Regions from separate parts of the Homo sapiens genome. Here region 2 is linked to region 1. A link is a contact called in ENCODE Hi-C or POLR2A ChIA-PET data. All regions are on one chromosome and are shown on one strand. The core of a region is the stretch at or near the end of the contact, and the rest is flanking DNA. Distances in the headings are between cores, read along the strand shown. Region 1 holds the start of IFT88 (intraflagellar transport 88). Region 2 overlaps LATS2 (large tumor suppressor kinase 2).

Region 1 (7,455 bases), core at 4,114-6,613:
TTAAAACAAACCAACAGAAACTCTCCTTGGGCTCGTTTGCCATCTACCAGTGCCTTATCTCTTTCTTCTCATTCACAGTCAGCCTTCTTGAGTTTCAGTGTCCAGCTACTACTTCATCACCAATTACCCATGCAACTCTGTGAAGTCAGGCGTATACATCACTGTTTCATTGAAAGAGCTCTTGTTAAATGAACAGTGACCTTCATATGGCTAAAGAACATGAAATGTCTTTGGTTCAACTTACTTGACCTTTCCTGGGCATACAACACGGTCGTCACTCCCTCCTTTTTGACTTTTTTGTTTTCTAATTCAGAGTGCCAGAATTCAAATGACACATTTTCTTCCTTTAGCTTCCATTACCTTCACTTTCCTGGTTTTGCTCAAATATGTCTGACCATTAAACAGAATCATTAGGGGCTCCTCTTCTACAAAATCTTTTTTTTCTTTTTTTTTTGAGTCGGAGTCTCACTCTGTTGCCCAGGCTGGAGAGCAGTCACACAATATCAGCTCACTGCAACCTCCGCCTCCCGGGTTCACATGATTCTCCTGCCTCAGCCTCCCGAGTAGCTGGGACTACAGGCGCGCACCACCATGCCTGGCTAATTTTTTGTATTTTTAGTAGAGATGGGGTTTCACCATGTTAGCCAGGATGGTCTGATCTCCTGACCTCATGATCCGCCTGCCTCGGCCTCCCAAAGTGCTGGGATTACAGGTGTGAGCCACCGCGCCCGGCCTACAAAATCTTTAAATATTACTTTTTCATTACTCAATTTTAGACTCTCCTCTATATCCTCCTTCACTGTAAGCAATCTCACTCACTCCTACGCTTAAATCCATGTTTTAGGAGCTAGTGGATAACAAGTGTGTATCTCTAGACAGGATCTTTCTTTTTCTTTTTTCTTTTTTTTTTTTTTTAGACAGAGTCTCGCTCTGTTGCCCAGGCTAGAGTGCAGTGGCGCGATCTTGGCTCACTGCAACTTCCCAGGTTCCAGTGATTCTTCTGCCTCAACCTTCTGAGTAGCTGGGACTACAGGCATGTGCCACCATGCCTGGCTAATTTTTGTATTTTTAGTAGGCATGGGGTTTTACCTTGTGGGCCAAGCTGGTCTCAAACTCCTGACCTCATGATCCGCCCACCTCGGCCTCCCAAAGTGCTGGGATTACAGGTGTCAGCCACCGCACCTGGCCTCTTTTTCTTTTTAAGAGATAGAGTCTCACTCTGTTGTCCAGGCTGGAGTGCAGTGGCATGATCATGGCTCAACACAGCTTCCAAACTCCTGGGCTCAAGGGATCCTCCTGCCTCAGCCTCCTGAGTAGCTAAGACTACAGGTGTGGACCATCACACCTGGCTCATTTTTATTTATATGTAGAGACAGGGTCTTGCTATGCTGCCCAGGCTGGTCTTGGACTCCTGGCCTCAAGCAATCCTCCCACCTTGGCACCGAAGTGCAGGTACAGATGTGAGCCACCATACCAGGCCTGAGGATCTTTTCTCTGAGCTTTATTAATACAATTGTATATACTCAGCAGCTGCCTAGTCAACATCTCTATTTGCATATTTTACAGGCATCTGAAACTCAACATATTCAAAACTAAACTCATTTTCTCTCTCAAACTTGCATCTCCTCCAGTATTCTCCATGGTAATACATGGTGCTAGCATTCATCCCATTACTCATGCCAAACTTGGGATTCATGCTTGCTGCTTACTACCCATTCACCCCCAACTCTCTATATAATTAATTACAAGTCCTGACAATTCATTCGATTAACAATTATTGAGAGTCAACTAGTTCCAGGCACTTTTCTAAGTACTGGAGATACAGTCTAGAACAAAAAAGACAAAAACGCCCATTCTCTGTGGAGCTTGAATTTCAGTAATATAAGCTAGGTGACCCTAACATTTTGCCTGGCAATAATAGGTGTGTTCATTAAATGCTAGCTACATAATGATGTTTAAAATGAAGGTGAATGAGCACTCCCTGGGCAAGTAACTGTATCACACCCAAAGAGCAACCAAGTTGAGGCCGGGTGCGGTGGCTCACGCCTGTAACCTCAGCACTTTGGGAGGCAGAGGCGGGCAGATCACAAGAGGTCAGGAGTTCGAGACCAGCCTGGCCAACATGGTGAAACCCCATTTCTACTAAAAATACAAACAATAGCTGGGTGTGCTGGCTTATGCCTGTAGTCCCAGCTACTCAGGAGGCTGAGGCAGGAGAATCATTTGTACCCGGGAGGCAGAGGTTGCAGTGAGCTGAGATGGTGCCAGTGCACTCCAGCCTGGGTTACAGAGTGAGACTCTGTCTCAAAAAAAAAAAAAAAAAAGTAACCAAGTTGAAGTAACTTGAATTTGTTTCTAATTAAAAAGATTTTTTTGAGGAGACTGAAAATTTACAGTTTGGAGATCCAGAGATAATGGAAATTGTGTCTATAGAGGGACAGTAACTTGAAATAAGGCTCCCCGGTATTCACTAATTAATTCAACAAATATTTCTTGGAACAACTGCTATGAGCTGGGTATAGTATGGCTAGATACTATTCAGAATCATGTTAGATTTTACCCTACTTGCAAGCTAACAAGCTCATCTAACAGCTCCACAAATGATGGCAGAAAACACCTGAGTCAGAGAGAAAGGGCTTTATTTTTCACAGCACAGCCAGTAGCCTGGGCTTCATATTCCCTTCGGTTCCCCTTTCCCTTCCAAGTCCCATGGGGACAGTCCAGGTGGATGCTGCACATGTGATTGGTTTTACCGCCCAGGTACACCAAGTTTAGGAAAGCCCAGTCTTGAACAGTGAACTGCAAGCCAACATGCTCAGCCTTTGCCCCAGAAGGTGACACTCTCTTTATTAAACTGAACAGCAACAAACCTGTCTTTTGTTCCAGAAGCAGACAATTATCTTAATCTTCCAAAGCTGTTCCTTGAAAGGGTATATTAATCAGAATTCCCTACAGAAACAGATCCAATAGGATGCATATTGCAGAGAGAGATTTATTTGAAGGAATTGGCTCAATCAATTGGAGGCTGGTGTTAGATATGAGTTCTAAATTTCTCTTCGAAGAATCAATGTCAGTATGTTCAATTCTTTGTCTTCTACTTTTAAACTTAACTTCTGGCCAGATGCGGTGGCTCACACCTGTAATCCCAGGAGGCCGAGGCGGGAAGATCATGAAGTCAGGAGATGGAGGCCATCCTAACACGGTGAAATCCATCTCTACTAAAAATACAAAAAATAAGCCGGGTGTGGTGGCGGGCACCTGTAGTCCCAGCTACTCGGGAGGCTTAGGCAGGAGAATGGAGCAAACCCAGGAGGCAGAGCTTGCAGTGAGCCGAGATGCCGCCACTGCACTCCAGTCTAGGCTATAGAGCGAGACTCTGTCTCAATTAAAAAAAACAAAACAAAACAAAAAAAGCTTAACTTCCTCGTAAAGCAATCTTTTTCAACTACCTGCTCCACCCTGACTCATTCTGATTACCTGCTCTGCCCTGACTCATTCTCCACCCTGACTCATTCCGATTTCCTGCTCTGCCATAACTATTTTTCCCACCAAACCACTTACCCGGTCACTCTCTTTAAATTAGTCAATCAGAATTAGTTTAGCCTGTGCCGTCTAACCTTAGCCAACAGGGGAAGGACACAGCAGCAGGTGCCACAAGCGTCAGGAATAAAAACCCCTTCGCCTCCCTTGTCCAGGTGTGTGCTCACCATTGCTCCATCTGTGAGGGCGCACCCTTCTATAGAAGTAAATTGCCTTGCTGAGAAGGAAAAAAGAAAATTTTATAGTTGAGTGCTATTTCTTTTGCGGCACCAAAACTTTATTTATAATGCTGGCAAGCCTAAAATTTGTAGGTCAAGTTAGAGACCCAGGAAAGAGCTGAAGGCAGTCTGGGGGCAGGATTCCTTCTTCCTCAGAGGACCTTAGTCTTTTCTCTTATGACCTTCCCTTGACGGGATGAGGCCAACCCACCTTGTGGAGGACCAACTGCTTTACTCAAGTCTAATTTAACTGTTAATCACATCTTAAAAAATACCAGCTATCATAGTACTCCAGAACAAAGGCAGTCAGTGTCTCTGCTCACAAAACACGGGAAAGTGCAGGTGACCCATGGAGAATTGTCCCCCAACACTATGTTTTTTCTTTTTTTGGATGGAGTTTCGCTCTTGTCACCCAGGCTGGAGTGCAATACCACCATCTTGGCTCACTGCAACCTCTACCTCCTGGGTTCAAGAGATTCTCCTGCCTTAGCCTCCTGAGTAGCTGGGATTTATTACAGGCGCCTGCCACCTCGCCGGGCTAATTTTTGTATTTTTAGTAGAGACAGGGTTTCACCACGTTGGCCAGGCTGGTCTCCAACTCCTCACCTCAGGTGATCCGCCAGCCTCAGCCTCCCAAAGTGCTGGGATTATAGGCATGAGCCACTGCGCCCGGCCAACACTACTTATTTTATAAAAACTCATTAATTACTGGTGTCTTTAGACTCCCTCTGTCCCTCCCCTCCATCCCCAACATTTACTTTTAAAATTTAAGACAAAACTTAAACATTAAACAATTATGAATTTAATTCCCCCATTTATATTACATTGATTAAGCTTTACACTATGACCCAGGTTCTAGGTGGTTGGGACACAATGGTTCAATCCCTGTCTAGTAAATAAAACGGACACCTTAAGCGCTACAATCAAGGTGCGCACGGGGTGCTACAGAACAATACGCAGACAGGAGGAGGTGGGGGGAAAGGTGAGACTTCCCAGGCAGGTGTCATCCCAGAATAACTTTTACACAGGGTGACTAAGCGAGTTAGTGACTGCGCGGAAAACGGGCTTCCAAGGTTCACAAGGCTCGTGCTGCGGCTCCGGGAGTTATGTCACAGTAAGCTTACTATCATCCTTTGGGCATCTGCTTTACGGATGAGTTCATCAGGATTTAAAGGATCTTGGTTCCATATCCTTCCCCTTCCTCACAGAGGCCGCCAGCCCGGAGCCCCTCTAGGCCCTCCTCCCTCCTGCATCTACTGGCCGCGAGCCTTTCCCTCCCCGCCCCCTTCACACAGGCCGCCCCCAGCCTCCCAACCCCCCGGTTCCGTTCCACGGGAGGCCCCGGCCTCCCTGCCCTCTCCTCCACCGTTCTACCCGCATCGCCCGGCTTCCCGCAAGCCGCTGGCACCGTCCCCTCAACACCCTCCGCCCACCGCCACTCCCTTCCACTGAGGGGGACCGGGCTGCCTTCTCTCTGACCCGCCGTTCTCCGCCCCCACCCACTTCCCCAGGCCTCCCGCACCACCCCCTTCCCGCCGCGCTCTCTCCCGCCCCCGCGCTTCCGGCCCCGCCCGCCCCCGCGCGGAGGACTGTGGGAGCGGCTTCCTTGGATTCCGCGCTTGGCAACGGCTCGGCGTCGCGCTTTGGCCAACCGCTGCGTCGTCCCTGGGCCCGAATAACTGTCGCCCGCTTCCCTCAGCGTGAGGTAGGAGAAGGGCGCTGGGGCCTAGTGCCTCAGGGCCCCTGGCAGCCGTGCCCCTGCGGCGTCCTGTGTGGCGCATCCCGCCGAGGGCCTCTTCGCCCGTCTCCTGCCCGCCCCTGTCGGCCCCGGGGCGGTCTGAGGCGGGGCCCCAGATGGACTCGGCCTGCCCCTGCTTTTCTTCCTCAGGCTCCCGAGTTGTCTACTCAGAAACGCGGGCGTTGTTTCTCACATCGGTGTCCCCAGCTCACAGGCTTTTCTTGCTCCTCTGAACTGGGACGGGCGTCGCTGACCGCTTGGCGATGTCCCAAGTCCCAGTCACGCCTGACGGGGAAACTTAAAACCCAGTTAGATTACTGCGCCAGCTCTGGAATCGCACAGCAGAGATGGTGCACATCGCTCTTTAATTTTCTTGTTAGGTGAAGCACTTCAAATTGCCTGATGAAAGTTGAATCAGGAATGAAGATAAAAGTACACAACAATGCAGAAAGCGGTACTTAGCCTCACAAAGATGGAAACATTCCAAAAACGTGAAGTACTGTTGTCCCAAGATTCTTTCTAAGCCTAAAATTACACTTTTACTAGTCCGATTTTCTGGTTGTGAGTTTTTTTTGTTTGTTTTTTTTTTTTCGAGAAACTGCAGTAGGCTTCTTGGAAGTAGACCAAGGGTGTCCAATCTTTGGCTTCCCTGGGCCACATCGGAAGAAGAATTGTCTTGGGCCACACATGAAATTCACAAACACTAAGGTAGCCGATGAGCTTTAAAAAAAATCGCAAAAAAGAATCTCATAATGCTTCCAGAAAGTTTACGAATTTGTGTTGGGCCACATTCAAAGCCGTCCTGTGCCACGTGCGGGCCGGGGTTGGAAAAGCTTGAAGTAGACTGTCCATAGTCAGTAGAAGAGTATTAAAAAACATACCTTTCACTTAAAAAAAAAAAAGGTTTTGCCAGCATTTGATTTATATTAAACATAGGTGGCATCATCCCCAGATTATTTCAACATGGAAAAGTTTGTTACATGTATAAGCTGCTTTGGAAATTGCCTGGAGAATCCAGAAACCCTGGGTTGTATAACAACAGTTGTTCTGCCACCCATAGCTATTAGCCATGCTTGATTCCCTTCAACTTTCCTGGCCTCACTTTCCACATCTTTTAATATTTGTATGTTCCACAAGATGTCTATTCAACTAAAGTCTCAAGTCAAACCTTTTAAAAATCTGGTTACAACCTAGCAGAAAGGATTTCTCATTCTAAAAGTTGCTTCCTTCTATAACTTATGTGTCAACTAAGCTGACTTAAATAGGGTTCATAATCAGAAATTATGGTTCAGAATAGTGGTTCTCAAAGTGGTCCCCAGACCAGTAGCCTCAGCATCACTTGGGTTTAAGAACCACTGGTTTAGTATTATCTGAGCTAAAGCTTTTAATTAAAAATATTTTATATATCTTTTACCAGTGACTTTTAATACCTTTTTTTTTCTTTTTGAGACGGAGTCGCACGCTCTGTTGCCCAGGCTGGAGTGCAGTGGCGGCAATCTCGGTTTACTGCAAGCTCCGCCTCCCGGGTTCATGCCATTCTCCTGCCTCAGCCTCCCGAGTAGCTGGGACTACAGGCGCCCGCCACCATGCCCAGCTAATTTTTTGTATTTTTAGTAGAGACGGGGTTTCACCGTGTTAGCCAGGATGGTCTCGATCTCCTGACCTCGTGATCCGCCCGCCTCGGCCTCCCAGAGTGTTGGGATTACAAGCGTGAGCCACGACGCCTGGCCCTTTTAATAACCTTTTGAAGCTATTTTGGAATGCCATTTCTATGTGGGTGACATTTGCCCTCATAGTAGTTAATTTTCATCTTCAAAAAGTAATGAGAAATTAACTCAAAATGGATCAATGACCTAAATATAAGAGCTAAAACTGTTAGAAAAAAAGCATAGGTATAAATATTCTTGACCTTAGATTAGGCAGTTCTTTCTTAGATATGATACCAAAAGTACGTGCAAC
Region 2 (7,630 bases), core at 543-3,042, 450 kb after region 1:
ATTTATTTATTTTTGAGACGGAGTCTCACTCTGTCACCCAGGCTGGAGTGCAATGGCGCGACCTCTGCTAACTGCAACCTCCGCCTCCCAGGTTCAAGCGATTCTCTCGTCTCAGCCTCCCGAGTAGCTGGGATTATGGGCACCCAGCATCATGCCCAGCTAATTTTTGTATTTTTGTAGACATGGGGTTTCACCATGTTGGTCAGGCTGGTCTTGAACTCCTGACCTCAGGTGATTTGCCCACCTCGGCCTCCCAAAGTGTTGGGATTACAGGCGTGAACCACCACGCTTGGCCTATTTTTTTGAGACAGACTCTCACTCTGTCACTCAGGCTGGAGTGCAGTGGTATGATCTCGGCTCACTGCAACCTCCGCCTCCTGGGTTCAAGCGATTCTCTCACCTCAGTCTCCCGAGTAGCTGAGATTATAGGCACTCGCCATCATGCCCAGCTAATTTTTATTTTTGTAGAGACGGGGTTTCACCATGTTGGCCAGGCTGGTCTTGAACTCCTGACTTCAGGTGATTCACCTACCTTGGCCTCCCAAAGTGCTGGGATTACAGGCATGAGACAGCGTACCCGGCCTATTTTTATTTTTTTTGAGACAGACTCTTGCTCTGTCACCCAGGCTCAGTACAGTGGCGTGATCTCGGCTCACTGCAACCTCAGCCTCCCAGGTTCAAGCAATTCTCCTGCCTCAGCCTCCTGAGTAACTGGGATTATAGGTACATACCACCATGCCTAATTTTTGTATTTTTAGTAGAGACAGGGTTTCACTATGTTGGCCAAGCTGGTCTCAAACTGCTGACCTCAAGTGATCTGCCTGCCTCGGCCTCCCAAAGTGCTGGAATTACAGGTATGAACCACCATGCTCAGCCAGTTCATTCCTTTAAAAACGGCCAGAAAGCTCTCTAAGAGACTTGATATGAAATTTCTTACACTTCACCCCAGCCAACCCCCAGGAAACAGCAGCTCTCTGCTGCAAATACCAAGGCGCCAAGAGCAGCCTCTCAGGCAACCCAGAGCAAAAACCAAGTGCTTTTCCAAACCAAGGGCAGGCAACTGATTTGTTAATTTCCCACTGTGAAATTCATCAGAAAACCTCTCACTAATAAAACTCCACACAACACCTGAACTAACTCTCTTTATCACGGCAGAGTCCTTAACTGCCTACCTTGTTCCTGTTGTTAAGTCCGGTTCCCCAAAGATAAGTAAAACCAACTTGCCCGATCCATGGCCATGCATCTGTTCTCAGACATAAGAGGGATTACAGCATCAAATCACTTATGAGAAAAAAACATTCATAACAACTCCCACAGAGGAAAATATGGCAGAACCGGAAACAAATTCATCTTCATTAGTGCTTCTTACCCAGATTTCTAAGGACTGGGAAGCATCCCAGTGGTGGTTACTGGAGGTGACCAGCCATGAACAAAGCGCCTGGCACTTGAATGGCAGCCAGCACAGTGAAATAAAACGGACGATAGCCATTAATCATCCAACTGTGCAGAAAAAGTTAGCATTCTATCTAGAGCTGTGTTTTACTGATGTTTGGTAGTTTTTTTCTTTTGTACTATGACTCACAATTTCATAAAAACACTTCCCTTACATAGAGGTGATGCAATCCTTTTTCTTTTTTTTGTTTTTAATTTTTGTAGAAATGGGGTCTTGCTATGTTACCCAGGCTGGTCTCAAACTCCTGGCCTCAAGCGATCCACCAGCCTCGGCCTCTCAAGGTACAGGGATTACAGGCATGAGCCACCACACCTGGATGATTCTTTACATTGTTATGTGCAACCCACAAAACTGATTATTTGATCTACTCAAGGATCTTACTGTGTAGTCTGAAAACCACTTCACTAAAAAATGCTTGGGTGTCATCAGCAACCAGTGCCTTCCCTTCAAAAGATGACTCATTTCTTTCTTTTTTTTTTTTTGTTTTTGAGATGGAGTCTCACTCTGTCACCCAGGCTGGGGTTAGTGGCACCATCTCAGCTCACTGCAACCTCCGTCTCCGGGGTTCAAGTGATTCTCCTGCTTCAGCCTCCCAAGTAGCTAGAATTACAGGCGCCCACCACCACACCCAACTAATTTTTATATTTTTACTAGAGATGGGGTTTCACCATGTTGGCCAGACTGGTCTTGAACTCCTGACCTCAGGTGATCCGCCTGCCTTGGCCTCCTAAAGTGCTGGGATTACAGGCGTGAACCAGCATGTCCAGCCTGATTCATTTCTTCATACTAATAATGTGAGACTATCCCTTCAATTAGGTGCCATGGTTTTCTTTATATCCTCCAAATTTAAAGCTACCATATGGAAGTGGGAAATGTGAGGCCAATTTAGTTTCATTCTTCTGAATCAATGTCACTCAGCTTCAGTAACACGTAGGATCACTGGCTAGTTTTGATCTGAGACTTTTAGGTAGAATACATGTAAACTGACAGTTCAAGGAGGTCTCTAAAACCTAAGGCATTCCTTCAGGCAGGTGTAAAATACTTAGAATTCACTTAGAAAGTAAACACTTAATTAAAAAATACTGTATGAAAATAAGTGAAGGCAAGTTTCCTTCAGACTTGGGACAGACCACACTACCCTACACAGGACATTTGTGACGTGGGTGTTGGGCGAGGTATGTGGCAATACTGAGGGGCATGCTACTGTCCATCTGGCAAGATGAGGAGACAAGGGTTGACATGGAAAAACAAAATTCTGCCCTGGGGCAGATGAAAAGTACTGCATGAGGCAGCTAGAGTTCAGAAGGGGAAGGGCTGGCTCCAGCTGGGTCCACCTGGCCTTTGATGAAAGGACAAGCAGGACCACCCTGGCAGACCACACCCTGCTTGCGCAGCAGGTCCAGGAAGACTGTGGTCGCTTCCCTGATGTCCTTCACCCAGGTGCCTGAGAGTGACATGCTGTTTCATACCAAGACTCTCCGAGCCTTCTTTTCTCAGAGTCCCTCTTTTTTTTTTGACACGTTGTCTTGCTTTGTCGCCCTGTCTGGAGTGCAGTGGCTCGATCACGGCTGACTGCAGCCTCCACCTCCTGGGTTCAAGTGATTCTCCTGCTTCAGCCTCCTGAGTATATAGGCATGCAGCACCATGCCCAGCTAATTTTTGTATTTTTAGTAGAGAAAGGGTTTCACCATTTTGGCCAGGCTGGTCTTGAACTCCCGACCTCAAATAATCCGCCTGCCTTGGCCTCCCCAAGTGCTGGGATTACAGGTGTGAGCCACTGTGCCTGGACCCGAGTCCCTCTTTACGACTAATTTTCCTTTCTACTTTTCTGCAGCCACTCTCTCACGCCCCTGTCCTGTAAATGGCCCAGTAGCTCTGTACGTGGGAACCAGACATCCTAAGTTTGAATCCTGGACCAGCTGCTTTCTCCCTATGTGGTCTAAGGGAGTTCCCTAATTACTCTGTATTTCCATTTCCTCCCGTGTACCTAATTTTTAATACATCTTAAGCACGTAAGACAGTGCTTGTTACCTGGTAGGCACCCAGTAAATGTTAGCTATTATATAGTCACAACATACAGCTGAAAGGTTTTAAAAAATGAACTGTACATATTAAATCACTTTGTATTCTCACTTGGATTTGTTATTATTATTATTATTATTATTATTATTATTATTATTATTATTTGAGACAGAGTTTCACTCTTGTAGCCCACGCTGGAGTGCAGTGGCGCAATCTCAGCTCACTGCAACCTCTGCCTCCCGGGTTCAAGCGATTCTCCTGCCTCAGCCTCCCAAGTAGCTGGAACTACAGGTGCACGCCACCACGCCCAGCTAATTTTTTTTTTTTTGTATTTTTGTATTTTTAGTAGAGACAGGGTTTCACCATGTTGGCCAGGCTGGTCTCGAACTCCTGACCTCAGGTGATCTGCCTGCCTCAGCCTCCCAAAGTGCTGGGATTATAGGTGTGAGCCACCGCATCCAGCTGGATTTGTTATTATTTTTAATCTCTCAAAAAAAAAAAAAAAAAAAAGGCGGCTGGGCGTGGTGGCTCATGCCTGTAATCCTAGCACTTTGGGAGGCCGAAGCGGGTGGATCACCTGAGGTCAGGAGTTCGAGACCAGCCTGGCCAACATGGCAAAACCCCATCTCTACTAAAAATACAAAAATTAGCTGGGGGTGGTGGTGCACTCCTGTAATCCCAGCTACTCGGGAGGCTGAGGAAGGAGAATTGCTTGAACCCAGGAGGTGGAGTTCGCAGTGAGCTGAGATCGTGCCACTGCACCCCAGCCTGCGTAACAGGAGTGAGACTCCATCTAAAAAAAAAAAAAAAAAGCCCTAAACTCATTTGTCTTCTCATTGGCATACTTTTCTAGAGAACAGGGAACACATTTTCATGCAAATGGCTCCCCACTTTACGAAAGTGGTTGAAGGAGAGTGGATGTACATCCTTTCCTTTCTAGACAGCTCCTAAAGTCAGTCAGTTCACATAAAATATACCTGAAAACACACCAATTCCCACTGTGACATAGGGAAGCCTGGCAAGATTCTTCATCAAAGCAAGGAGCTTCTGACGTGAGCAAGTCTAGCTCTCCACTACATCAGCCAAGTGAATATCTGAAAGTACACGCCCCCTTTCAGAGCTTGCACGAACAATTCTATTATTATCCTATTATTTGCCATTAAAAGTAATGACAAAAACCTCAATTGCTTTTGCACCAACCTAATACAACCAGAAAGAAAGCCAAAGCCTCACCGCACTGCCTCTAGGCACAGGGCAATTTACCCAGGAAAGTTAGGCCAGGAAGTAAACTTTTGTAACCAAAATAGCATTTTTAATTTACAAGACCTTACATCTACTTACTAAGGAAATGTTAAGGGAAAAAAATCACATTAATTCCTCTCGAGTACAGCTAGATGGCCATAAATGTTGTCCTGCTTAAAACACAGGACTTCAGACTGCCTGCATGTAGTCAGAATTCCTGCCATCCATCAAACAGCCAGGCCAGGTCTGCCTCTCTCCATGTAGGGACACTGTCCAGGGGCTAAAAGGTTGAAAATGGCTTTTTTCCACTAGGAAGGCTGTGGGGACATAAGCTGACAACTACCCTACATGGAACAGGCAACCCCGTCATGCAAGCAGGCCTCTCTCCCAAAGGCACCTCCATCCCTGCTGTCATGTGGCACAGATGAGCACACCTACTACGTCACAATGCAGTGTAGCCACGCCAGACTGGACCAAGGACACACTCTTAGCCTTCTCTTCTCTCCAAATTCACTTTATTATCTTTAAGCCACACATCCGTGGTTGGGAAGGTGTCCTTGATTCTTCAAAAATCAAAAGGCATCTCCTGATATGCTGTCTGGGATTTATTTTAAGAGTCTGAGAGGAAGAGAGGTGGGAGGGTTATAGATGAAACAAGACAGGCCGTGTGTGGGTCACTGTCAAAACTGGTCAGTGAGTATCTAGGAGTTCATTATTTCATTGTTTACTTGTGAATATGTTAAACATTTTCCATAATTAAAAGCTTTCTTGGTCAGGTGCAGTGGCTCACACCTGTAATCCCAGCACTTTGGGAGGCTGATGCAGGTGGATCACTTGAGGTCAGGAGTTCAAGACCAGCCTGGCTAACATGGTGAAACCCTGTCTCTACTAAAAATAGGAAAATTAGACGGGTGTGGTGGTGCGTGCCTGTAATCCCAATTATTCAGGAGTCTCAGGCAGGAGAGCTGCTTGAACCTGGGAAGCAGAGGTTGTAGTGAACTGGGATTGTGCCACTGCACTCCAGAGCCCGGGCAGCAGAGTGAGACTCTGTCTCAAAAAAAAAAAAAAAAAAAAAAAAAAAAAAGCTTTGTAAAAGGCATTTCTGATATGCACGTTTAAGTTTCTGGAGAAAACAAAACCCTTTGCCAAGTTCTTACTCCAGTGTGTTTAAATTTCACATTGTTAAGACGTTCAGGTTTCTTGTCAGCATTGCTCAAAGCTGCCCATGGTCAGCAGCTTAATTTTTGAAGAATTGAGGACACCTTCCCAACCACTGATGTGTGGCTTAAAGATAATGAAGTGAATCTGCAGAGAACAGCGAGGCTAAGAGCATGCCCTTGGTCCAGTCTGTTGTGAACAGTGCTGCTCCTGGGGTCCACACTGCAGTTATGCACTGTAGCCCTCACAGAGCCCCAGGGCACCTTTCACAGTGCCACAGAGACCAGTTCTGTCACCAAGCAGCACAGGGTGAAAGCTCCTCAGACTTCTCAAGCTGTTCTGACAGAGAAAAACCAAAAATCTTTACTTAGACTATCTGTTTCCACACTTTCTTCGTTAGAGGAGCTGATTTTTTTTTTGTGACTGAACTGAAAGTATAGTGGGCCCTGGGTGAAATAGAAAGATGAAATAGGAGAAAAGACTATTTTCGTGGGTTCTCAAACTTGTGGAGGAGCTCTGAAAAATACCAATGCCCAGAATCCACCCTGGACCAATTAAATCAGAACTTCTAACAGATGTGTATGTATGCCTGTGTGTGCATACATGTGTACATGTGTGCAACTACGTAAGTGTGTGAATATGTGCATGCATGTGTGCCTATGTGTGTGGACGTATGCATATGTGCGTGTGCATGTATTTGTATGTGCATGTGTGTGTGAGTGTGCATGTGTGTGAATATCTGTATATGCCTAAGTGCATGTACTGAGTCAGGACTGAGAACCATTGCTCAAGGCCATGCATGCACCTAGATGGCCTCAAGTTCCTCAAACACAACCCCCACTAGCCCCGAAAGCCTAAAATCCCTGACATCTCACTTTTGTACTGCACGGTTAGAAGGTTCTTCCTGTATCCTGCAAAGATTGGTCCAGGTGGACCTTGGACCCACTGGCCCTTGTTCTAACCACGCAAAACACACCTTGTCCCTCATTCAAAATGTTTGAAAAGATCAAATGAACTGTACCAAAGTCAGAGGAAAGCTTTTTGTTTATTGTCAGAGTGCTTTTAGGAATCCCGCGTTTACTGCCTGAGCCACAGAAATGTAATACTGAAGGGGGAGAGAGATGAGGACTATGAAGCAAACACACACAAGGCCAATTTAGATATGAGAGTGGGGATTTATGTGTTTTTATAATACTGGAGTGGGTATAAACAGAGCTATCCACCCTGCGAGAGAATAAAAGATCCTCATTATGTTCATAAAGGGATTTTGCAGATTATTTCCTGCTTTAAAGGAAATAATCATGTTTCCTAGAACACATCTATAATCTTCATCATATACAAATAAGCAATAGACTCCCCTTCTTCACTCTCCAGCTGGACGCTTGGGCAAGGGTGTTTTGATTTTCTCTGATTAGCCAGGAAAGGGGGTGTGGGGGAAGCCACCCTCACCCTCTAGTCCAGCCCAGCAATCCCACTGCATGCACCTGCAGAGCCCCAGGGGGGCAGTGTCGCTCGAGCCGGGGACTCCTTTCCAAAGATCGCTCCCGGCATCCATAGCGCTGCATCGAGGGCTCCGGGCTCCGAGGGCTCCGAAGGCCGGGGAGTGGGACCAGCTCCCACACAGGAGACGCAGCTCAGGGCTTCTACATTTCTAGGAATGCTAAAAACCCAATTTTCTTAATTCCTTTTTTTTTTTCTTTTTAGAGATAGGGTCTCACTACGTCCCATCCTCCTGCCTCAGTCTCCTGACACACT

What was found. Hi-C counts contacts between places; a loop is a spot of excess contacts on that map. ChIA-PET counts read pairs that join two places held with the same protein, here RNA polymerase II (POLR2A). Pooled maps may share reads with other maps.
Region 2: a pooled map shows a loop between it and region 1 (7-fold over the local background). The contact joins the enhancer-like site here to the promoter of IFT88 in region 1. A Hi-C loop is called at or near these places in 4 of 50 pooled maps. POLR2A ChIA-PET finds 5 or more read pairs at or near these places in 2 of 52 experiments (MCF 10A and WTC11).

What each region holds. Positions count from the first base shown.
Region 1 is chr13:20,561,794-20,569,248 of GRCh38, forward strand. IFT88 (intraflagellar transport 88) reads left to right here and starts at 5,364. Exons shown (of 26, transcript NM_006531.5): 1 at 5,364-5,463. LOC105370103 (a long non-coding RNA gene) reads right to left here and starts at 5,236. Exons shown (of 6, transcript XR_941725.3): 1 at 4,883-5,236; 2 at 3,708-3,757. RefSeq lists silencers at 5,064-5,473, 5,569-5,757.
Region 2 is chr13:21,015,704-21,023,333 of GRCh38, forward strand. The region is part of intron 2 of LATS2 (large tumor suppressor kinase 2); the gene reads right to left. Among named protein-coding and RNA genes, the nearest start is that of LATS2, 42 kb to the right of the region's middle. RefSeq lists an enhancer at 1,861-2,000. Within about 2 kb of position 1,793, at least 12 of the 41 ENCODE cell types and tissues checked have a DNase peak (open chromatin) inside an H3K27ac peak, as active enhancers do.